5 separate regions of the Mus musculus genome follow, and all the other regions are linked to region 1. The links are chromatin loops, found by intact Hi-C in ENCODE. Cell type or tissue: left cerebral cortex. All regions are shown on one strand. Region 1 overlaps Gm12923 (a long non-coding RNA gene). Region 2 has its middle 17 kb from the start of Cap1. Region 3 has its middle 24 kb from the start of Cap1. Region 4 overlaps Mfsd2a (major facilitator superfamily domain containing 2A). Region 5 holds the start of Gm40239 (a long non-coding RNA gene).

Region 1 (5,000 bases):
GGGAGATGGCTCAGATGGTAATGGTGTTACTGCCAAAGCTGACAAGCTGAGTTCAATCCCTGGAGCTACACAGTGGAGAGGACACACAGCAGCAGGTTGACCTCTGAACTCTACATGTGTGACACACACATACACGAAAATAGATGTTTTTTGGTTTGGTTGGTTGATTTTGGTTTTTCAAAACAGGGTTTCTCTATATAGCTTTGGCTGTCTGGGAACTTGCTCTGTAGACCAGGTTGGCCTTGAACTCACAGAGATCCACCTGCCTCTGCCTCTGCCCCTGCCCCTGCCCCTGCCCCTGCCTCTGCCAGTGCTAGAATTAAAGGCATGTGCCATCACTGCTGGTCAAATAAATTTTAAAAACAAAACAGAAAACCAAAAAAAAAAAAAATGATGACAACATCAACTATAAAACAATATCTCTGATTAACACATTTTCTCAAATAAAATCCAATACCACATACACACGGATTCAACAAAAGCAAATCAACAAACACAGTAAATTATCTGTGAGTAATGGCTCACTCCTGTGAACCCAGCACTCAAGAAGCTGAAACAACAGAGTAAGACATGTTCTCCCCCACATCTCAAAACCAAAACCAAAACCAAAACCAAAACCAAAACCAAAACCAAAACCAAAACCAAAACCAAAACCAAAACCAAAACCAAAACCAAAACCAAAACCAAAACCAAAACCAAAACCAACACACAACTAAGCTTGGCTGGTAAGGCAGTACATTTGCCTTACAGGCTTAAGGACTGGAGCTTAATCTCCAGAGCCCACTTAAAGGTGGAAGAGGAGGCACTGGGCTGTAGTGGCGCCCACCTTTCATCCCAGGAAGCAGAGGCTAGTGGGTCTCTGAGTTCGAGGCCAGCCTGGTCTACAGAACAAGTTCCAGGACAGCCAGGGCTATACAGAGAAACCCTGTCTTGAAAAACAGAACAAACAAGCAAAATGTAGAGAAAGAGGTAAGACTCCACAAGGCTGTCCTCTGACCTCCACGTGCAAGCTCTGTCACATACGTGTTCACATGCAACAATACATAGAAACCGAGTTTTAAAAAACCCACAATACGTCACGTTAGCAAAAGGAAAGAACTGTATAATCACCTGGCATGACGATCAACTTGGGAGGCAGAGGCAGGAGGATCTCTATGAGTTCAAGGCCACCGTGATCTACATAGTGAGTTCCAGGACAGTCAAGGTGCAGGTCCCTGCAAAGAAACTCTGTTCAGCATGGCCTAGCCAGGCTGGTTGAAACTTCTCGAGTCTGACCTTGAGGGACTTATTTTTTAGATATTCAAACACAGTAAAACTGACAATTTTTTTCTCACGTGTTTTTCTCACAACAAAAGCTTAAGACACGGCTACATTGAAATTCCTTTGCAAAGTACATCTCTTTTGTAAAGTACCTATTACCTCTTCCACAAGCATGGGTTCTATTGCCTGAGAAACAGTGTTTAAGATAAGGGTCTAAGGAGGAAGGTTTGTAATAAGCAAAGTGCAGGGGAACTTTCTCATAAGCATAGGTTCTATTGACTGAGAAGCAGTGCTCAGGTAAGGTCGGGGATTCAGTGAGGGCTGGCACCACAGAACAGCAGAGATCACCTGGTTACGAAGCACACACTCTCACCTTCCTGGGGAACAGGCATCGTTTCACCTGCGTTCTCTCATGCTCCCTGTAAGACCCTGTGCCCTCTACAAGCCAAGGCTATTTAGAGAAACCCTGTCTCAGAAGCCTAAATAAATATATAAATAAAATGTAAAATCTTAAAATAAGGTCAAGCAAGATGTGTTGTGGTGTGTGCTTGTAATCCCAGGGCTGCGACAGTAGACTAAGGCTGGTGGCACTGGGGAAAAGCCAGACACACACAGATCTGACACCAGCAACACCATTGCCCCTATTGCCCTTGACCTCTTGCTTCCAACGTCTCCCAGATAAGCATGCGTTACTACCAACACACACACACACACATACATATTCACATACATATACACACACATACACTCACACACATATTTACATATACATACACACACACACATATTTACACATACACATATTCACACACACATACAGACACATATTCACATACTCACACATATTCACACATACATACACACACTCACACACACATACACACAACTCATACACATATTCACACACACATACCCACACATACATTCACACACATACATACATACTCACACACATACATACTCATTCACACAACATATTTACACACATATTCACACACACACACTCTCTCTCACACATTCATACACACACACACACACACACACACACACACACACACACACACACACACGAATTCAAGGTTCAGAAAGGCAGATGTGGAAGTCAGAGCCCGGAGGGCAGGATGGAGGGGAGTGGCCTTAGGCGTCTTGAAATAGGGGAATTGAAATGTTGGGAAGTAGGTTGTGGAACTGGAGGTAGGTGCTAGAGGCGTAGGGGTAGGGGTGGGGCTGGGGAGAAGGTGGTGAAACTCAGAGGAAAGAACATAAATGCTGACCTTAGCAGAAAGGTTGCACGAGGAGAGCCATCAAGAGGAGTTCTCCGGTCTGGGGATCAAGGAGAAGCAGAGGTGCTGATAACGGGGACCATGGGTGCTTTCCAAGTTATGATTCAGCATGCTTCACAGGTTCTCTAAAATTTACTCCTCAGCACATTCTGATGACGTTGGTAGTCTTAGAACTATCGTTTCCAATAAAAAGTTTAAAACAAAAATAAAATTATCAGCCGGGCGGTGGTGGCGCACGCCTTTAATCCCAGCACTTGGGAGGCAGAGGCAGGTGGATTTCTGAGTTCGAGGCCAGCCTGTCTACAGAGTGAGTTCCAGGACAGGTAGAGCTACACAGAGAAACCCTGTCTCGAAAAGCAAAAAACAAAAACAAAAACAAAAACAAATATTATCGTTTAACAGAGGGGAGGCAGCCTTAGAGATCACACTGAGTCCCCAAGCCCCAACAGTCAAGTGTTCGGCTGCCCTCTCCCCTGGGTGCTAGTCTACTTGTGGCCGCCAGGGGGCAGAAAGAGGCCAGAAATTCAGACAGGCCTAGGTGTTCTTGAACTTCCCTGAGCCTTTCTTTGTGGCAAGAGGGTTTGCCGATCAAATGGTTTGACCTACTGTTTTTTTTTTTTTTTTTTTTTTTTTTTTTTTTTTTCATTTTGCCACAGGATAAACTGAGGCCCAGAGAGGAACAGTCACTGGCCCAGGCTACCGGACCAATCACAGGCAGAAATGGGGCCAGCGCCCTCACACGGGCAGCAGCTTCGTCCCCTGCCTGAGCTCAGCATCTCAAGGAAGGCGAGAAGTCACAGGGCTCAAGGATTCTGAGCCCATCCTGTATCTCCACAGACATGGAGGCGCTCCACAGTCCACACTGCCCAGCAGACAGAAAGGGCAGAGCGGCCATTACCTGAGTGAGGCTCATTATAATCAAGTTTCTGAGAACCCGGGACAGGGCCCGTTCTGAGTCACAATGACGAGGACTGAAGCACCAGGCATGGACCTCACAGGATGTGGCTGCTACAGTGCTGCTGCTATCATCAGAAGTGCCACACAGTGCCGTCACTCAGGCAGGTGTCTGTCACGTCGTTCACAACTGCATCGCTGAAGCTGGGGATGGGCAGCCCTGGGCTACACACCTCGCTGGGCGTCTGTGCAGACTGGCCTCTGTGCCTGGCCCTATGATGGCCCTGATGAGTGCCACAGCTGGACCTTCTGATGTAAATGACGGGTGAGTAGAACAAGCAGAAACTAAGGCAGGCCAGGAAAAGGCTACCAGAATCCCCAGATAGGGCCCAGAGCAGTGACCCCGAAGGGCATTCCTGGGAGTATGGCTTGTGGCACTCCTGCCTGATCAGGATTTGTTTATCTTCCATACAAAAGTCCCACAAGACTGGTCAAGGCATGCTCCAGAACGTATCCTGCCTTGGGGGGAGCCTTAGGATTACCTCTCAGTCAGAGCCTACTGCAGGCTTAGCTGGCTCTGCTGGGGAAAAGGCTCCTGCCCATTGGTATTAGCATGGGGTGGGAGAGGCTTAGCACTCCTAAATCTCTCTGAGTGAAGTTGATCTGAGCTGGTAAGGTCAGAGGTCACTTCTGCATTGGCCTCCTTTTGTCCTGCTTTGGGAATATCAGGGTCAGAGGGCAGGAGCCCACATTCATGTTTTAGCATCCTTTATAGACACTGACCCTGTACGAGGCAGTGCAAGATAGATCTGCAACAAAGTCCCAAAGATGAGGATTGAATGGGCCTTGAGGTTCAGCTCCGCCCCTTGCCCTCCTTGGCACAGCTGAGGGTCCTGGAGTGGGCTGCACCCACCTAGAGGAAGTACTTGCTCCTCCTGAGTCCCTGTAGGTAGCTGCCACTATGGCCTCAGCAGCCCCTATGCCTGGACTGAAGTGAGGCTTGATGCCAGCCTAGCCTGGGCTGGGACCAGCCCTATCTGAATAAAAGAGCCCCATTGAGATGGTCTGTTGTCTAGACACAGGCCTTGAGCCCTTGCTAAAGGGGAGGCAGAATCTGGTCCTACACAAGTGGCTCTGTCTCCCCTTTGTGGACCTCCAGGTGCTGGACCACAACTAAGCTAGCTATCCCAGCCTCAGAACCCATGCTGACTTTACAATCAACCACGCCCCCTTGGTCCAGGTTTCCTCTCCCAAACGCCCGCTTTTTGTTGAACCTGAATTTGTGTTTTTCATCATAGACCCAGATCTGTCTAGTCTGCACTTCGGACAACGACTTGTCACGAGGTCGGTGACACTATGAAGCCTGGATACCCTGGAGGAGGGGACAGAAATGGGAAGCTCAGAACCCCCAGAGTCCTCTGGATCTGTGGTAACATTGCCTCTTAAGTACCCAGATACCTACCTTGGGCAGTCAGGGAAGCACCCCAGGCTGGGTATGACCTCAAGGACGATTGACAGCCTCCCTAGGCCGGGTAAGGACCTGACCTAGCCTGCCCTGAGGTC
Region 2 (5,000 bases), 180 kb after region 1:
GAATTATTCATAGTTTAATATATAATCCTAATATGTCAAGTGCATGATAGATATTTTATTTTACATTATTTATTTATTTATTTATTTATTTATTTATTTATTTATTTATTTATATGTGTGAATATGTATGCATATGGGCACATGAATACCGCAGCACCTATGTGACAGTCATAGGACAATTTGTGGCATCAGGTTCTTCTACTTCGTGGGTTCTGGGCATTGAACTCAGGTTGTCAGCCTTGGTGGCAAGCACCTTTACCTGCTGAGCCACCTTGCCATTTTATATATTTTAAGAGTTGGAAATCCAAAACAGGGTTTCAATAGCTTGTAGTTTTTAAAAAAAGTTGTGTGTGTGTGTGTGTGTGTGTGTTGTGCAAGTGTCTGAGAGAGTGTTATATTCTCTGAAGGTAGAGTTGCAGATTGTCATGAACTGCTCTATGTAGAAACTAAATTTGGTAGTGGCATAAATCACTTTGTTATAATTTTTGGTGTTCTTTATTTGACATATAATTCCCACACTATAAAAGTCACCTTTCCAAGTATATAATAAAATAAAATAACCTTTTTGTATAAATAAAATAATAAAAAATTTTTTTGTAAGGCTACACAACCATCGTCATTAATTACTACCATTTCAGATTCACTGTTCAGGGGGTAGATAACTCAGTGCATCATGATGGACATGGTGTGGTGGCACTCATGGTCCCAAGAGCAGCTTCAGTCTGTGGCATCAGAGTGTGTAGTTCAGGTTGTCACGTTTTTGGCAAATCGAGACAGCACAGGTTATATGGAGCCAGTCTATAGCCATTAAAATCTACACATATATCTCTGTATCTGCCAGCAAGGAAGGCCCCATGTACACAATTCTTACCCTTTCAAAACCGCGCCACCATCTGGGGACCAAGCACCAAAAATTCAAACATATGCACCTGTTGGTGGGGGTGGGGGAAGTGGTATTTAATAACCAAACTTTAATGAGAATTACTCTGGCACAGTCTTCTACATCTAGAGCCAACTAGGACATAAGCAAATTAGATGAAAAGAGGCCTTTGCCCCTCTGCCCCCTAGAAGCAGGAAGTAGATTGAGCAGCCTAGACATAGTAAACTTAATTTTCTTTTGGAAGAGAAGGGATGACTCAGAGGGACAACCAGGGGCCTAGATATTGGAGTCAAAGCCACAGTGAGTGACTCTAAGCAGCTAAGGTAAGCTACACTTCCCCATTTTCCTTCTCACATGATCATCCTGTGGCATGCAACACAAACTTACAGTGGCTTTTCCCCCTACGATGAATTCTTTGTTTATTTGCGTGTGCATGTGTAGTTGTGTACAGGTGCCCATGGAGGCCAGAAGAGGACATTGGATCTCCTGAAGCCGAAGTGACAGGCACTTGTGAACTGTGGGTGACCATGGTACTGGGAACTGAACTTGGGTCCTCTGAAAGAGCATCAATTGTTAAGTGTCCTTAACAGTTGAGCCCATCTCTCTAGCTCTCTGTCAAAGGCCAGCTTTGACACCACAGGGTAAACCAAGGCAGGCAGTGAAGTGTGACAGCGGTGATCACGGTCAGTGCTGATGGCAGCTGACTGGGGTCAGTGCTAACAGCAGCTGATGGGGGCTGCTGCTGGTGGCAGCCAGCTATTAGAGAAAGGGGGGATCAAACACACACACACACACACACACACACGCACACGCACACGCACACGCACACGCACACACAGAAGCAGTATCAGGTTCTAGCCTTTTATTTTTTTTTCTCTTAACCCTTTTTATATCCCTAACACAAAGTTTTTCTATTTAGAAAGAAAGTTACCTCGTAGCCACAAACTAAACAATGACCACAAATACATATTCTTCAAAAACAGATTAAAATCATTACATAAGAGGAAATTATGACAGGAATATCATTTTTTTTGAGACTTACATCTAACTAAACAATTTTCGCCAATCCTTTCTTTCCACAAGCTCATCATAATCCCAAAGCAGCAATTTTCTTGTCATAGATTAATAAAGTTTAAGCAAGCCAAGTCTATAGTAGCAAGTTTCTCTCATACCTGACCGAAGACAATTTGGATTTATTAAGGAACAGGTTGTCTGTCTTATGTCTTATTTTTGATGTCTTGATCAGCGAGACTGGCAGATGGTTAATATTCTCTGTTCTTATGCTTGTAACAGAATTGTTTATTCTTTATTCAAAACCTTTCTATTTCATCGTGCATACTGAAACCTCTTATATGTAAGTACACTGTAGCTGTCTTCAGACACTCCAGAAGAGGGAGTCAGATCTCATTACAGATGGTTGTGAGCCACTATGTGGTTGCTGGGACTTGAACTCAGGACTTTGGGAAGAGCAGTCAGTGCTCTTAACCGCTGAGCCATCTCTCCAGCCCGGCATGTTCTATTCTTGATTCTAATTTTAAAGTTTTTCTCAACTAACTACCCAGACTTCCCAAAATTATTTAAAGCAAGCTAACTTCCTAAAACTATTTAAAAACAGATCAGGAATTCCATAAAAGGATTAATTCATCTAAACAGCATTATCTCAAGAACTTTCATCTTCATGTTGATCTGCTGGAGACTTGCCCAACAGAGTGGGCTATTAACCAGGAAGTAATCACACCAAGGCTGTAGGCAGTGAGGGTCTCTGTGTGTCCACTCACACCAAGCCAAATAAACGAGGAGTATGACAGTGGCAAACCTGAGAAACCGCATCATTAGCAAGAAGCAATCCCGGGTCAAAAATCTCTGGGGCCACGCCTTTCCAGAGTGAGTGCAAACTGGCAGGCCTCCTCCAGGGAGCGCACTTGCCTGCTGCAGCTTTCCCTGCATGGCGCATGGCAGCTCTCCTCCCATACCTTTAAAAAACAAAACAAAACAAAACAAAACAAAACAAAACAAAACAAAACAAACAAAAAAAGTTTCTTCCCTTAGCAATATATTCTGAAAAGGATTACGTGCTTGTGCATAGTTGTAAGGCACCAGGTGCATGGAAGAGCCTGCAGAGGATGTTGGTTCCTCTGGAACTGAAGTTACAGACAGTTGCGAGCTGAGAAGTAGGTGCTGAAAACTGCACCTGGATTCTCTCTGCAAGAGCAGTCAGGGCTCTTAACTATTGAGCCATCTCTCCAGCACCTTCCCATCCTGCTTTCACCCCCGGGGCATTTTGGGGGTAGAAACGTTCTGGGGAAACGGAACTTTTCTGGTCTCTCTCTCTCTCTCTCTCTCTCTCTCTCTCTCTCTAGTCACTCCTTCTGAATCTTCTCTTTCTGTCTTCTCTTCTAACTCCCTGCTGACTAGTTCAGGACGATCCTTTCCTCATCTCACTCTTTCATGCCCAGAACTCCTAAATCCATGTCTGCTGACCAGATGTCTTCTGAGGTCCAGTCCTTACTCACACATTCAGGAAACCTCACATCACCTCAATGGAACATTCACGAAGGTCATCACTTACTCCCCGTTCAGGGGGCGCAGTCTGCCTAAGAAAATATCCGTCTAGCTGTGTAAGCAAGAAAAGTAGTGATACGCCATTACACAGCCTCCTCACACCCACGCTCACAGCTCCCGCTCACTCTACTCATCAGCAAATCTCTTCATTTCTTCTGGTTCCTACTATTATACCACAGGCCAAGCCATCGCCATCCCTTGCCCCTGACTTCTGCATCAGCTTCCTTTTCTGGTCTCCTTGTGTTTATTTCCCCCTTTGCCATGATATGGCTTTAGACAGGAGAATGAAAGAGCCAGGAGCTAAACCCACTTCAGGACTAAGGAGAGGCAGGAAAGTGGGGGAGAGAAAGGGAAAACAAGAAAGCCCAAGATATTAACATCTGTTCATTTGCCATTTCATGAAAATAGCCCCATTTTAGTACCTGTTATATACCAGGGTTCTATACAAATGTTGTATTTGAAAAAATAAAGACACATCATGATAGATTAATGGTCTTCCTTGCAAGATAGTCCAAAATCTTTAATCTAGCACGTGAGACTTTGTACTATCTGGGTTCTTCTAGTCCTTTGACTTCAGTCTATCTTTTTAAAGAAAAGATTTATTAATTTATTTTATGTATATGAGTACACTGTCGCTCTCCTCAGACACAGCAGGTCAGATCCCACTACAGGTGGTTATGAGCCACCATGTGGTTGATGGGAATTGAACTCAGGACCTTTGGGAGAGACGTCAGTGCTCTTAACTACTGAGCCATCTCTCCAGCACTACTTTTTTGAATTTTTAAGAGAAGTTTTCACAGAGCTGCTCAGGCTGACCTTGAACCCACTCTTTAACCAAGGCAAACCTTCAACTTGCAATCCTCCTGCCTCAGCCTCACCTGCAGGTGGGATTAAAGGCCTGCACCACCAAGGTCCAGCTCCTGCTCCCTCGCCGTTTCCTGTCATTTCCCATTATTCCTGTGCTCGGCCACTCTGATCTCTTCATGCATTCTTGACTGTGCTTTCGGCATCCTGTCACTTTCTGTCCTTGGTGCTGTTTTTCTGCTCTGTGCAGCTCTTTTCTGACCCAGTCACCTGCTACCTCACACCCACCTTTCAAGCCTCCCGGTTAGTAAGGTTTCCCCAGGGATTAGCTCCATGAAGAGAGTTCTGTCAGTTGTCTTTTCTTGATCGTCTGAACTTCGGATTGACAACACTTAGAGTCTAGTCACCCCTTGTGGCCTGTTTTGCGTCTGTCCTGATCTTTGCTAGCTCTGTGGCAGACTCTGCCCATTTGGACTGAGCTTTGTTTCCACAGTGCTCAGTAGTGTGTGGTGTATTGTTTCCTGAGCATTTCTGGACTATCGGAGAAACAGAATCACTGATCTTCAGGGTTAGGCTCCAACTGTCTGAGATTACACCTCTGGCTCCTCTAAGGGAAGTGGTAAGGGCCAAGAGAAATGGGAGTACTCTGTGCCCTTACAGCCTCCCACCACGCAGAAGAGAACTAGCCAGTTTTATTTAACAGAGTGAGCCAGGTGGTGGTGGTGTACACCTTTAATCCCAGCGCTCTGGATGC
Region 3 (5,000 bases), 170 kb after region 1:
ATTCTTAGCAAGCACTCTACCACTGAGCTTATTTGTTTTATCAAGAGTGGAGGTGTGTGTGTGTGTGTGTGTGTGTATGTGTGTGTGTCTAGAGACGTCTCAGCTGCTAAGAAAGAGTACTTGATGCTGTTGTAGAGAATCCCTGTCCAGTTCCCAGTACCCATATCGCAGCTCACAACCACCTATAACTACTTCCACGGGATCTGCTGCCCTCTTCTGGCCACTATGGGCATCAGCCAGGCACATGGAGAGCAAACATGCTGGCAAACACTCATAAACAGAAGTAAATCTTTTTTATTCCTCACTAAGGCCCAGGGGGTGAGAACTCAGCCACTTACATGGGAGGCGAACTCAAAATGGTAAAGCTGACAAGCAACACAAAACCTTTGAGACCAGTGTGCAACCACGAGCACAGATTTGGATCTCCAAACCTGCTGCCCCTGGAGAAATTGGAAGTTTTGCCAAGTGTCCACTCTGATATTTTTAAATGAAGTTTTGTTTTATTTAGCCCTCTGGTAGAAAAGACAGTCTACTTTGTTTACATTTTCCATACCTGGGCAATAGGTCTCTTGGAATTGGAGCTACCATGTGAGTGCTGGGAACTGAACCCCGATTCTCTGCAAGACCAGCAAATGCTCTTCCCCACTGAGTCATCTTGCCAGCACCCCAAATAAATCTTTTAAAAAATAAGAGCCCTCACTTCCTGGGCCTCCAAATTACTATCATCCTGCCACTGCCTTCTTAGTGTTAGGGTTATAGGCTGTGCCGTTGCTTACAGCTTTAAAAGAAAATCTCTTTTTCTTTTCTTCTTAAAAAGACTTTTTCAGTTATGTGTGCTTGTGTGTCTACATGTGAGTATGTGCGTGTGTGTCTATATGTGGGTTTGTAAGTGTATGTGTGGGTGTGTGCATGGATGTCTGTGTGTGGGTGTGTATGTGCATAAGTCTGCAGGTAACTGTGGAGGTCAGAAGCATCAGATTCCCTTAGTTACAGAGATCTGACATGGGTGCTGGGAACTGAACTCCCAGACTTTGCAAGATCAGCGAGCACTCTTACCCGCTGAGCCATCTCTCCAGCCCCAGGAATTTCTTTTGATTATAAAACTGACCAGCTCAAATGCCCCAGTGTATGGGGTGTGAGTCTAAACAATTCAAATTTTCAACTCAGTCAAGGGGTGGACTCTATAATTACCAATGCAAAGAACATGTGGGCAGGTAAATTTTGTTCCTTTTCCGCTAATAAGTAGATATCTATGTCCTGTCAGTACCAAAACTAAGTCAGCCTAGCCAAATTCCACTTCCCCTGGAAGCTTTCTCAGACTTAAGAAAACAAACAAAACAAAGCAATCAATAGAAGTAAACTCAAGATTTCTTTATTTGTGGGTTAAACAATGATATTTGTCTCAAGGATCAAGTGTCTGCAGCTCTGAAAGAGAATCGTGTCCGGCAGACAGCAGTCTTCTATGTGCCTTTCCATTATTCAAATTAAAATAAACTAATTAATGTAATGATCTCCTGTGTAAGCAAAACAAAACAAAAAGTGCCCACTACCTTTTTCCAGCAAAAGACAGCACATGACAGTCACATCACTTCTTCTGTCCTTGGTTTCTCTTATTCACTCACTAACCATGAAATGAATGCCTCTGGGTCCCAGGTCACCCGAGCACAGTTGTGAGAGTGTCTTCCCTGATCGTACAGAGTTTTCATTCTACTCGGAAGATAGGAAAGTGAACACACAGTCTTCCAACGTCAGTGACCCTGCAGATTAGATAACCTGAAAACGTCATTGTTCTGAATGCTTAGCCACAATGGGTTAAAAAGCCAAGAGGTACAGAATTGATTCATAACACAGCGAAATCTCCAGGGTCCGGAGCGAGTGCGGCACTGAAATCCAGGGTGGTAAGTATGAGAGAACAGATAGCAATGCTATTCCAACATCTGGAAATATTCTGGCGTATACTTCAGGTGGGAGGACACTACACAAGGGTGTGGATATCAGGCGGGTGGGAATCGTTACGAGCTACTTTGATGGCTGAGTTCCACAGCCCACCTGGCAAAACACTAAACCAAATAAGGTGCTGGCCAGCCAATGGCCAGATGGCATGGACTGGGGATGGGAGGACCGAATTATGCCAGGGTGAGGGGTTAGAGAGATACCCCAATAGCCAAGAGTGCTTGTTGCTCTTCCAGAGGATCTAAGTAAGGTTCCTAGCACCCACACGAGGGGGAGAAGGGAGCTTTGCAACCACTTGTAACTCCAGCTCCAAGGGATCTGCTGCCCTCTTCTGGCCTGTATAAGCACTGCACATATGATAACAATTCCCCTTCGCTGGTATCGTATAATTTCAACAAAACAAACAAGCAAACAAAAACATAAAACGAAAATAAAGTCAGGTGTGGTGGCACACGTGTTTAATTCCAGTAATCTGGAGACAGAATCAGGAGGATCTCTGTGAGTTCAAGGCCAGTCTGGTCTACATACAAAGTTCCAGGCCAGCCCCTACCTCCACCAAAAAGACCCCCCCCCCATCCTTCCCAGGTCAAAACAAAAGAAAACAAATCCAAACTCCGAACTAAACAACCAACCAACCAACCATATGAAACCTACACATATTAGGGGTAAGACTGACTGTAAGTGGGGAGCATACCGTTTCTTTTATGTATCATTTTTTTTTGTAGAAGTGTAAGTTACATATAATACTATGCATAAAGTTATATATATATATATTTACAAGGCAGTTAGCTCGGTGGTGGACATCATTAATCCCAGCACTTGGGAGACAGAGGCAGGTGTATCTCTGAGTTTGAGGCCAGCCTGGTTTATGGAGCGAGCTCCAAAACAGTCAGGGCCACACAGAGAAACCCTGTCTCGAGGTCCCCTACCACTCCCCAAAAAGGTAATTATCCCTCTCTCATCTTAGAATTATGTGTGTTGTGTATAGTGTGTGTGTGTGTGTGTGTGTGTGTTGGTTAAATTTGTTGTCTGTCCACAGATTTCTAAGGAGGAGGATCATGATGGAACCCAGGGTGTGTGGGGATCGGGGATGGAGGAGGATCATGACGGGACCCAGGGTGTGTGGGGGTTGGGGATGGATGCCATTGCTGGACACGGGTTGTGTCTTTTTGGAAGGAGCTGAGTGTGTCTTTTGTTTGCCTTTGAAATAATCATATTATGTTAGACAGAAGCATTTTAAAACTTGTATATGGTATTTTAAAACGTGGGAAGATGTTGCTTGGCAACCCGCAGTTGGAATGCGGAGGACATCTGTTGTTTTCCTCTATCAGCGTTCTATCTCTTTCTTTTGGAGAAGGCCCTTCCCACACTGCACACTGTCTCCGTGGGGCTGTCAGTCACGGTTCAAAGCCCCTCTTGTCAGAGGATGACATCCCATCACAACAAAGCCGATTGGGAGTGCTTCCTCTTGGGAAAAAAAAATAGTGGGAGACGAAAGGGCAAAAACCACGCGGAGCTGATTAACGCCAGGGTAGGTAGCGGTATTAAGAGATTTGTCTGTAATCTGCATATCTGGAACCAGCACGACCCTGTATATTTTAATATAACACTCGACTGCTCTGGTTGCAAGTTTTTCCGGATTGTACCGAGTCTATGAATCTTTCACGTTTTTTCTTTCAATAAATATTTTAAATTTTGACATAAGATCTTGCTAGCTAGCCCAAGTATGAAGGGATTAGAGGGCATGAGCCACCACGATCAGCTTTATGCCCCTTCTTAAATTTGTCAGAGCTGGTTCCTGTTACTGGTAGCCAGGGAACTCCTTTGACATTAGCTCAGCGGGGAGAATACCAAAGCAAAGAGGAGGGGGCAGAAGTGAGTGAAATTGCAATGATCAAGATTTTTCAATACACCTTCATTGGCAATTTTCTCCCCAGCATGCCTCCACAGTGTGCAAAGTTAGGAAAGCTTTCTGGGAAGATGCCAGGAGTTTCTGACACATTGAACTCAGAACTACTCCCTAAGGTGTGGCTTTATAAGATGGGTGCTACAGGCAGGCAAGAGGGCTCAAGTAAAAGCGTTTGCTCTGGAAGCCAGAGGGGCCTGAGTTTGATCCCTGGACTTAACCAGTGGTGGATTCCAGAAACTTGTCCTCTGGTCTCCACACATGCACAGTGGCACCAACATACTTCATACACACAGACACCGTAATAGCAATAGCATGCAGTATACAAACCTCTAGGAACTGTGGTTTGTGTGGACTGCGATGTGAACAGTGTCTTCCTGCTGTGTAGTATGGTCCCTGTGGCTCTCTCTCTCCTTGCCTTTTCAAGTCAGTCCTTTTGATGAATTTGTTCTTTGGTGCCTCCTCTGACCCTTGGATTTTTTTCTCAAGCATACAACTGAGCTTCTACATAAACAGTTAAAACCTAATCAAGCACAGATTGATTTTTTGTTGTTGTTGTTGTTGCTGCTGCTGTTTTGTTTTGGGAGCTTGTTGTTGTTGTTTTGTTTTTGAGACAAGGTCTTGTTATGTAGCCCTGGTTGGACTAGAACTCCATATGTAGACCAGGCTGGCCTCAAACTCACCTCTGCCTCCTTGTGTTGGGATTAAAGGAATATACCACCACATTGGTCAGACTGATTTCTTAAAAAAAGGAAACTATCAATTCAGATGAATATTTTTAGATTTATTATTTATTTTATGTACATGAATACACCATTGCTCTCTTCAGACACACCAGAAGAGAGAATCAGATGCCATTACAGATGGTTGTGAGCCACCATGTGGTTGCTGGGAATTGAACTCAGGACTTCTGGAAGAGCAATCAGTGCTCTTAACCCCTGAGCCATCTCTCCTGCCCCAGACTAATTTTTTTTTAAAGATTCATTTTATTATTTTTAAAGAGTTGTTTTTTTTTTTTAAATTTACTTTTACTTATGCATCTGTGTATGTCTATGTATGTATGTGTGTCGGTGCCTATGGAGGCCAGAAGGGGGCATCGGATCCTCTGGAGCTGGTGTTACACATGGTGAGAGCTGCCTGA
Region 4 (5,000 bases), 140 kb after region 1:
CTCAGGTTGCTCGGATACAGACTCCACAGAGCTGGCCAGTATTCTCTAGGACTTGCCAGGGTGCCTGAAGCCACCACACAAAGGACCTGGGGCACCAGGTAGCATTAAGCACGGGATCTCTTTGCCCTTGCACTGAGCAGCTGTTCTTCCTATGTCAAGACAGGGACCAAGGAGTGGAGGGTGAGCGGACCAGGACATCTGTGCTCACTGCAAGGCTGACCGCTCTGTCACCTCCTCACTGCCTGCCCACTGGGCCAAGCCTTAGGGCTGCTACTGTGAATATGCCAAGGACTGACTGGGCCTAGCTCGGAACACTAATGTAGAAACGTTTTATACAGAGACTAATTAATAACTTAATGACTATGTATATAGTGATGTGTGTATGTATGTGTCTATGAGGTATTAATGTTATTAATTTTCATAAAAACTGGAAACACAAAGCTGCCTGCTTCTATTTGTGTTCTTAGCCATCCATGGAGCACTTTGTGATAAGACCCAGATAGTCAGTGGGCACACAAAGCCACAGGTGCCAGTGAGTGGGACAGTGTTAGCCTTGGCTAACATCTACTCTGTACCAAGTGCCTTTTGCTGGCGTGGCACACATTTCATGATGTTCTTATTGAACCTGTAGAACCCCTGTGTCATGGCAGGACTGGCCCTGTCTTAAAGATAAAAAAATGCAAACCCAGGCTAGCAGCTGCCTTTAATCCCAGTCCTTAGAAGGTAGAGGCAGGCAGATTTCTAAGTTCACGGCCAGCCTGGTCTACAGAGTGAGCTCCAGGACAGCCAGGGCTACACAGAGAAACCCTGTCTCTGAAAACTAAAAAAAGAAAAAAGAAAAGGAAAAGAAAACCCAAGCTACAGAGGATGTGTCTAAAGTTACATGGCGAAGAATGATGTATGTGAAACTCCATCATCCCTGTGAGATGTTAGCACTTTAACCACTGCTCTCCATGGCTCTGTGAGTGAGAAAGGCTAAGAAAACAGCGAGAGCCACAGTGGTTCTGCCAGTCACTGCATGTATACCTGAGTCAGTGGGGCTGGGTGTGCTGGTTGGGGGTCTGTAGTGTCCCTGGAGCCCCGTCATTCTCTTTCCACAACTGTTGTCATTAATGTTGAAGGCAGAGACTGTTTCTGTCTAGGGGTGGGTGTCAGGTAGTGGCGAGTCCCATCTCTGGTGGGAGAAAGCCCAGTTAAAGTACTTGTCCCATTACCGCAGTGTAAATGTTTCCACTGTGGCCAATTCAAGTCACTCTTGCTTATATCATCTTACACACCCTGAGAACTTTATAGTTGGCTCTTAGAAGTTCAGAAGGGTCACCCTACCAAACCACTGCATTGCACACACCCAAGTCAGGCTCCAAAACCACAGGGAAGGAAAGCAGGAAGGACCAGGAGTGACTAGTCCAACTATCTAGGTTTGTGTACAGAAAAACAAGAGCCCAAGAGAAGGGCTGGGACTATTTGGGATTACTTTGCCCTTGAATTTGGGCCTGATTGTTATGGATAAACTTCTTTTGGTAATTTTCACGAAGTGTTTCTAACGGGCACTGTTACATGTATTCATAAATACTAACTCATTTCGTCCTGAGCTCCCTACAAGGAAGGTACTGTTATTATTCCGGCTCTACAGATAAGGAAATCAAGGCATGGGGAAGTTAAATGACTAGACAAAGGTCATTAGTAAGTGGATGGGTTGATGTAAGTCTAAGCTGTTTGGCTATAGGCCCAGACCCTCTAATCACTACTTTAATGATGAATAGTTAGATCCTACCAGGCCAGTTCCATGGCCTTTATAACTGCCATCTTCAGTCAGAGGTCGCCTGACAAGACAGGAGCCGCAGTCTAGGCTGGCTCCTGCATCTAGAGTACTCAGGGATTTTGATAATGTTTATAGAGGTCCACTCCTGTTTTATGGTCCTTCAGTTCTAAGTGGTAGCCACCAAGACTTGTCTTTATTTTCCATTTTTGTTTTCTTCCTTTGGCAGCCATAGGGATCAAACCCGGAACTTTGTTTCAGCTAAGCAAATGATTTGCCACTGAACCACACCCCTAGTCTAAGGCGTATCTTTAAAGTCATAACAATAATAGTTGTTGTTGTTGTTGTTGTTAGTAGTAGCAGTGTAGTTATTATGGCTGTGCATGTAGTTAAATGGTGGAGCGCTTGCCTACCACATATGAGGCACTGCGTTTAATCCCCAGCACCGCAAAAACAAAACCCACAAAAATTAGACTTGCAAGTTTGCTCGTTTTCTATGGTTACAATTATTTCACACCTGGGTCTTCATGCAAATGCTCTCGGGGGTCTCTATGGCCCTACAACCTTCCAGGCTTGAGATCCAGGTACAGCATTTTCTTTAGCCCACCTCTTGATCTCTTGCTTCAGCGCTACCTGCAAGTGCTCACCCAGAAGGTCTTTGTCCGAGCAAGTGTCTGGGAGGTAGCTCTGGCCCCTCTGCTCCTTAAGCTAGTTCCAGAGCCTTGCCCCGCTTATCCTGGTCTCTTACATATAGCCTGTGGCTTAGCATTTCCTTTCCCTCCATCACACTTCCCTATCTGTTGGAAGAAATGCTACTTCCACCCATCTGGATCCAGATCTGGCAATACTGCAGCCACCTGGTTTGACAGGACCTGGCCCTGGTCCTCAACTAAGTACAGATCTCCCCTCAACGCCCACCACAGCAGAGGACCAGGTGTGCTTTTAGCGCCACCTACTGGGAGTAAGGACAAGACACCCACATTGTTAAAAAAAAATTATTCCATAGTTACAATGATTCTATCATATGCCATGCACCTGCTAGGCTCTAAGGACATTGGTGGACAACACAGAGCTTGAGATTTTGGTGGAGACCCACGGTGAATAGATAGGATGTAAGAAAAAGAATTTCAAAATGTGCCGGGCAGCTTTGGTGCCTGCCTTTAATCTCAGCACTTTGGAGGCAGAGGCAGGCAGATCTCTGAGTTTGAGGCCAACCTTATATACAGAATGATTTTCAGGACAGCCATGACTACACAGAGAAACCTTGTCTCAAAAAAACAAAAACAAAAACAAACAAAAATCTCAGAATGTAAGGCCTGCAAGATGGCTCATTGGGTAAAGACTCTTGCTTACAAGCCTGAGGTCTTGTAAGCAAGACCCACTCGATGGGCTGAGAGACCTAATGGCCACAAGGTGTCCTCTGACTTCCACATGTGGCCGTAGTATGTGTCCTTCACAATACACATTAGCAAACAAATAAAGCAATTAAGTATAAAATTAAAAAAAACCAAACTATGTTTGAGGCCTAGAGAGATGGCTCAGCAGTTAAGAGCACTTGCTGCTCTTCCAGAGGACACAAGTTTGTTCCCATCCCCACAGTTACTTCCATCTTGTGGACCCTTCAGGTGCCTGCATGCACACATGTGGCATTCACTCATAGTCATACACACACACACACACACACACACACACACACACACACGGGTTAATAAAAATACATCTTCAGCTGGGTGTGGTGGTGCACACCTTTAATCTCAGCATTCAGGGGGCAGTGGCAGGTAGATCTGTGAGCTTAAGGCCAGGCTGGTCAACACAACTAGTTCAAGGTCAGTCAGGGGACCTTGTGTCAACAAATATCTTAAAACAAAAAAGAAAAAAAGAAAAAAAAAGAATTTTAGATTGTGATAAGCACATAAAAAAATGGAGTGATTTGATGGAGGGAGATCAGTATAGAATGTCCTAAAGACATTCGCTCACATTTAACTCAGGAAGGAGAAATGACCAGATGGTCAAAGATCTTGGAGTGACATAGTGTGGGGACAAGAAACAGCTACTGCAGGCCCTGTTTTTACAAAAAGCCTGATGTATTTGAAGGACAGAAAACCCAATGCTTCAGTGTGGAGGGAACCAGAAGAGGGGTAGCCTAAGCTAGAGGGTGTCAAGGGCCCAGAACCCCCAGATTCTTGAGACTTTGAATTTAATTTCGAGAGCAATCAAAATACCATCGAAAACATTTAAGTCTGGAGAACAATTTACGTTTGAAAATGAAGTCTGTTGGGCTCTGACTATTGCATTATAAATGAGCAAACTTTGCTAGGCAAGGTTGCCCTGCATGTACTGGCTTCCAGGATGCTGAGTTTGAAGCCAGCCTGATCTATATGGTGAGCCCAAGGCAGCTAGGTTATGTAGAGAAACTCTGACACCACCCCCCATCCCTTCCACACCCCCCAAAAAAAAGAAAGAAAGAAAAGAAAAAAAGAGGAAGAAACCTTGAGGGGAGAGGACACATGGATGGCTGTGGATATGTAACATATATCCCAAATCATCAAGAAGAAACCTTGAGGGGAGAGGATACATGGATGGCTGTGGGTATGTAACATATATCCCAAATCATCAAGAAGAACTTCCTAAGTAAGGGTGGTACAAAATCATCAAATCAGATGAAAACATGATAAAAGCTGTTTGCGCCCCAGGACTACAAGGGCTGACATGCTGTTTATTGGATTCAGTGTTGTATGAGCCTCCTTTTGCCGGGCCCTGTTCTATGACGAGGGACTGCAGCTCAATCCCCCCGGCCTTTGTGGGCTTTTCCTATGCTTGGAAAAACTGATATTGAGTGGACATGTATGCCATGAGTGTTACCAGGAAGAGGAAGGAGCTATGGAAGTGACAGAATGAGATTAGGTAGAAGAAAAGTGAAGAGAAGAGGGGAGAACAATGTGTTGAAGCTCAGAGGGCAGAGACATCGCATGAAGGAATGAGCCGGAAGAAGCTGGAAGGAGCCAGAATGAGCCGGGTGTAATTGGAACACCAAGATGGAGTAGGAGCCGAAAGATGAGGCTGAGGATGAAGATGGAGGAGGATTGGCGCCCATCCTATTCGAAGAAGAGCACAGAACCATTCATTTTAAGCAGGTGAGTCATATGGCAGATTAAGGACTTAGAAGAACCACACCAACTGCTATGAGGGGATGATATAAGAATGTTTTAATCTCTCTCACCCCTAAGGCTTCTACTGCACT
Region 5 (5,000 bases), 1.8 Mb after region 1:
ATCCAAATTTTATCAAAATAAATAAATAAATAAACTCAAGAAGGTAAACACCAATAACCCAAATAACCCAAAAAGAAAAAAGTGGGGGGGGGGGGCACAGAGCTAAACAGAGAATTTTCAGCAAAGGAATCTCAAATGGTCGAAAAGCACTTTCAGAAACTTTCCAAGTCCTCAGTCAGCAGGGAAATGCAAATCAAAACAACTCTGAGATTCCATTTACACTGGTCAGAATGGCTAAGATCAAAAGCACATGGAAGATCAACAAAGTCAACTAACCTGGACCCCTAGGGCTCTCAGAGACTGAACCGCCAACCAAAGAGCATGCACAGCTGAACTCAAACCTCCCCTCGAATATGTAGCAGATGTGCAGCTTGGTCTTCATGCAGGGGAGAGGGGGCTACCCAAAACCTGTGGCCTGTCTGTGGGATATGTTCTTCTAGCTGGGCTGGCTTGTCTGGCCTCAGTAGAAGAGGATGTGCCTAGCCTCATAGAGACTTGATGTGCCAGGGTAGGGGGATACCCCGTACCCAGGGGTCCCCACCTGCTCAGAGGAGAAGAGGAGGGAATATAGGCAGAAAGACTGTGGGAGGGGATGACAGGGGGCAGTGAGTGGGATGTAAAGTGAATACGTAAAATAATAGTAATAACAAAATAGCAATGAGAAAAAACATTTCCATCATAGCAAAAAAAAAAAAGAAATGTCTAGTCAGTGCAGCTTTAGAGAGAGAAATTTTCAGAAATGGACAGGGACTGAAAGTGTATGTCAATGGTAGAGTGTCACTTGCCTATTTTTATTGCTTTGAACTACACTCTTAGAATTTAAAACAATTAAATATCCAAATTGCATTCTGGAGGATGAGTTATTGGCAAGATCTAAGTGTGTGTTGGATGAGGCCAGTATTAAGCCATCCACTGACTGATTTTCATCTTCATCTTAGTGACTTGAAGGTTAGCCAGTGGCAGCGGTGGTGGTGGCTCATGCCTTTAGTCCCAGCACAGAGGCAGAGGCAGGAGGATCTTTGGGATTTCGATGCCAGTCTGGTCTACAGAGTGCCACGACAGTCGTACATAGAGAAATCCTGTCTCAAAAAACAAACAAGCAAAAGGGTTTAAGGAGGCACTTTTTGTAACTTTTGTTTTTTGAGAGAAGGTCTTACTACGTAACCCTTGCTAAGCTGGAACTTGTGGTAATCTTCCAGCCTCACTCACCTGAATGCTGGGTTTACTGACATAAGCCACAATACTTGATTTGAGGTCTCTTTTCTTAGAAACATTTCAAAAGACTGACTCTAAGGCATGGTGGTAAACACGTGTAACCCCCTATGCAGGACCCTGAAGTAGCAGGGTCAAGGCAAGCTTGGGTGACTTGCTTCAATCCTTATCCCCAAATTTAAAGTATTCAAAAAGGGAGCTAGGAAGCTGTGTGTAGTGACACTTGCCTTCAATCCTATCACTTGAGGGGAGGTAGATGCAGATAGAGCTCTGAATTTGAAGCCAGTCTAGTCTACACAGTGAGTTCCGGGCCAGCCAGGGCTATGCAATAACACCTTTCTCAAATATAAAATGAAGGAGGAGCTATTGGTATAGCCAAGTGGCATAGTGCTTGCTTAACAAATGCAAGGCCTGGAATCCATTTCCCAGTACAGAAGAAACATCACAGGAACAGAGTGTCTTTAAATTTCCTTCTGGCAAACAACACAACTACCTTTTATATAATACATTCCAGATTCTATCCACATAGAGATGGCTTTTTGGCCTTTTGCAACTACAAAGACACAATCAAAACTTTCCTTTAGTGAACATCCCCAAGGTTCATATGGAGCCTGATTCTTAAAGTCCTTTGTCTGTGATTTCTCCAATGAAGTGTCACTACCTATAGCCATCTGAATAGTCCAGGTTTGCAGAGCCTGGCTCAGTCCTGGATCTGAGTATCTGATAATCATTGGAGGAGACCCGAGTGCAGAAAGCAAAGGTCCTGCTGTTTTTTATTCTCTCACCCAACAGCCATTAAAGTCTTCCATAGCATCTCACAAATATTTTCCTGTTTTTAGAGGTTCTATTACATTCCTTATTATGGCTAGCTAGCAGGCATAGCATAATTATTAAACATATCCTACATTGGATTCATGAGCACTTAAGCGTTTTTCTTCAGTGCACTGCTGCCATCTTCAGGAGTTTGGGAGGAACTGCTCCCAAAAGATCATCACAGCTGGACTTGTTAACAGCTGACATTCCCTCAAAGAAGGAAGGAGTGGGGAGAGAAACTCAGCCCTCAAGTGAGTATTTCGTCACCCCTCCCAACCAGTTAAATGCAAATCTGAATTGTGTACGTGGTTGAGGGATTAGGGAGGGGCTGTAGCACTTAGGCAGGGTAGAAATAGGGAAGGGTCTCCATTTACACGGCCCTGGGGGAGTCATCATCCATGTTGAATGCAGACATTCCAGTGCGGCTGCTTTAATGTCTCCCAGGCTCTATAAATAAGCCTTTTAAACAAGTTCATTGGTTCCCCAGGCTGGACGTTGGTGGAGCCTTACTGCTAGGCTTCAATTCTGGTACAAATGGCTGAGATACCTACTTAACGAACGTATCAAAGCAGAGTCTGGCTGCCTGTTTCTCCCTTCACTTCTCAGTCCATACCTCTTACTGGGCCTTCCTGGCTGGCAAACCCCCTCCTCTTCTTTCCCCCCTCCCCGACACTCCCTACCCCGCCCTTGAACTCTTCAGCCCAAGAGATTGGGTTGCTCTTCCTCATATAATCCGTTCATGTTGGTTACCCCAGTCTTTTAGGCCTTCAGGCTGTAGCACCTGTTTGCCCTCTCCCCTCCACCCTCTCTCCTTTCCCCTCTCCTCACATGGCTCAGGGTCAAGTCCACTATGGACTCTCCCAGATGTCCCAGCCTCTGACTGCGCTCTCCCTTTTATCCACAACAAAGCTTCTCCCCCGCCATACCTAGGAGCAGTCGTGTCCTGTCCTTTTTACTGATCTATTTTTTCATTCACTTACCTCAAGTGGTCATTGGCACCATAGAAAGAGGAGGTAGATATTGTTTATGACTCCTCCAGAGTTTTAACAAGATCAGGCCATTATTGTATCCTTTGGGGGAGCAGTGAGACAGGGTTTCTCTGTGTAACCCTGGCTATCCTGACACTCACCCTGTAGACCAGGCTAATCTGGAACTCAGAGAGTCTTTGGCCTCTGCTTCTCAAGGTCTGGGATAAAAGGTGTGCACCTCCACTGCCCTGCCATTATTGGATCTTACAGAATCCAACAATTAGCTCTTCCTGAATGGAAATGTTTATTTTTCAGCATATTTTCTTACTGTATTTATTATCAAGTGGAAAACCTAAATAATTCCTATGGCTCCATCTACTCTTTGTTAACTTAAAAATTACTAATTTTGGAGGCTACTCCGCTGGGGAACACATTGAAATTCTCCCGTTAGCTTTGTAGATAGTGAGTGCCTTTATCTTGTGGATTATGATGATAATGGTTGCCTAGGCAACTTCTTAGAGACTTGAAAGAAACTTTTGCTGAAAGCCCTTGATTGTTCACTTTGGTCTGTAGGAACAAATGGAGAAGGCTAATTAACATCTCTGCCTTATACACATGTCATTTCTATTTTTAAAATGTATTGTGTAGCACATTTGCCATAGAGTATTGCTACACACTCCAAGGTCAGAGGCCCAAATATGGAAGTCAGTACTCTCCTACCTCGTGGATCACAGGGATTGACGCAGATTATGGGGCTTGGTGGCAAACATCTTGACCCACTGAACTAGCTTACTGGTCCTTCTTTAAATAAATTTAAGCACGCATGATGCTTTTCTAGAACCTGAGTTTGCTTCCAAATTCTCACACCAGGTAGCTCACAATTACCTATGATTTCAGCTCCAGAGGCACTGACGCCATCCTATGGCTTTTGCATGTGGCATACACACATGCAGACACACAACCATACAAGGAAAAAATAATTTTAAAATGTATCCTTAAATTTTTTTTCTTTGCGAGGGATTGTCTTGGGGGGGGGGGGGCTTGGGGGGGTGGTTTGGTTGTTTGTTTTAGTTTTTTGAGACAGGGTTTTTCTGTATAATAGCCCTAGCTGTCCTTGAATTCACTTTGTAGGCTAAGCTGACCCTGAACTCAGAGACACCTCCCAACCCCCGCCCACCTCTGCCTCCTGAATGCTGGAATGTAAAATGTGCACCACCACCACCACCACCACTGCCCAGCTCTTGCTTGCTTGCTTGCTTGCTTGCTTGCTTGGTTTCATTCTTTCCTTTCTTTTCCTTCTTTCTTCCTTTCTTTCTTTCTTTCTCTTTTAATACCAACTGCTTTTCACTACCACGTTTCAGAAAACTTTCACAAAATGGTTTTTAAAATAAATAACAACACCAAAACCCTTTACAACCATGGCTAATGTAGTTATTTTCATTGTTCTCAGTCACCTCCAAACCCATTGTGTGCAAAGCTCATCTTTCCATGCATCTACATGATAGATACAGGTTGTGCGTGCTTTATTTTTATCTGTAGCAGTTTATACAGGTACAGCCAGATACAAAGCTTCAGGATAAATTGTCCAAACTTTATACAATGCTAGATTTGAGATTAAAATATGAAACATAAAGTCTATACAAAACTGATAAAAATCAGATGCCAGGACTGAAACTTAGAACCCAACGTAGAAGGAAGTCTTATTTCAAGGGCTTTGCCTGCTACAGAGCAGTCTAAATGAAGTCAAGAAGCTTTGTGTTTAAATTATGCACTCTGCAGATACTGTACCAATCCCAAGAGCTACACATAGATCATAGCAGTTGGCCGGTCCAGCACACGTGGACAGTAAATACACCTGTGCCGTTGACAAACGTGCTTTCTGTTGCATTTCCTGCTTATGACTAGCAAGGAAGTCTGCTGGCACATGTACTCTTTTCTGTTGATTTCTGTCCCAACCTTTGTCTGCTTAACTACAATATTTGAAACTCTTGTTAAATAAGTGATTAC

The links. A loop is a pair of places that touch in the nucleus more often than their neighbours do. Peaks named below come from ENCODE experiments on the same cell type or tissue, not always from the same donor. Only the 100,000 strongest peaks of a DNase experiment are listed, where the experiment ranks them.
Region 2: it touches region 1 in a loop (4-fold over the local background); 33 of 42 quality-filtered maps call a loop at or near these places.
Region 3: it touches region 1 in a loop (4-fold over the local background); 24 of 42 quality-filtered maps call a loop at or near these places.
Region 4: a loop joins it to region 1, with 5 times the contacts of the local background. A loop is called at or near these places in 8 of 42 quality-filtered maps.
Region 5: it touches region 1 in a loop (6-fold over the local background); 5 of 42 quality-filtered maps call a loop at or near these places.

The regions. Positions count from the first base shown.
Region 1 is chr4:123,081,115-123,086,114 of GRCm38, reverse strand. It overlaps Gm12923 (a long non-coding RNA gene), which reads left to right. Exons shown (of 4, transcript XR_868093.2): 3 at 3,200-3,762; 4 at 4,736-5,000. It overlaps Gm46868 (a long non-coding RNA gene), which reads right to left. Exons shown (of 3, transcript XR_003955102.1): 1 at 3,442-5,000; 2 at 2,535-2,716. Among named protein-coding and RNA genes, the nearest start is that of Gm46868, 2.7 kb to the right of the region's middle. In left cerebral cortex, a CTCF peak has its summit at 3,038 (motif pointing right); a DNase peak (open chromatin) is centred at 3,043.
Region 2 is chr4:122,900,105-122,905,104 of GRCm38, reverse strand. No RefSeq gene overlaps it. Among named protein-coding and RNA genes, the nearest start is that of Cap1, 17 kb to the right of the region's middle. In left cerebral cortex, a CTCF peak has its summit at 2,794; no DNase peak of the experiment used is centred here.
Region 3 is chr4:122,908,033-122,913,032 of GRCm38, reverse strand. No RefSeq gene overlaps it. Among named protein-coding and RNA genes, the nearest start is that of Cap1, 24 kb to the right of the region's middle. In left cerebral cortex, CTCF peaks have their summits at 232 (motif pointing left) and 2,290 (motif pointing left); DNase peaks (open chromatin) are centred at 2,205 and 3,254; H3K4me3 peaks cover 661 bases; H3K27ac peaks cover 1,099 bases.
Region 4 is chr4:122,942,290-122,947,289 of GRCm38, reverse strand. Mfsd2a (major facilitator superfamily domain containing 2A) reads left to right here. Exons shown (of 14, transcript NM_029662.2): 14 at 1-440. The coding sequence ends at 49. Among named protein-coding and RNA genes, the nearest start is that of Mfsd2a, 16 kb to the left of the region's middle. In left cerebral cortex, a CTCF peak has its summit at 2,718 (motif pointing left); a DNase peak (open chromatin) is centred at 2,681.
Region 5 is chr4:121,238,713-121,243,712 of GRCm38, reverse strand. Gm30102 (a long non-coding RNA gene) reads right to left here. Exons shown (of 4, transcript XR_868091.1): 4 at 4,500-5,000. It overlaps Gm40239 (a long non-coding RNA gene), which reads left to right and starts at 2,205. Exons shown (of 2, transcript XR_868089.1): 1 at 2,205-2,276. In left cerebral cortex, a CTCF peak has its summit at 2,167 (motif pointing left); a DNase peak (open chromatin) is centred at 2,185.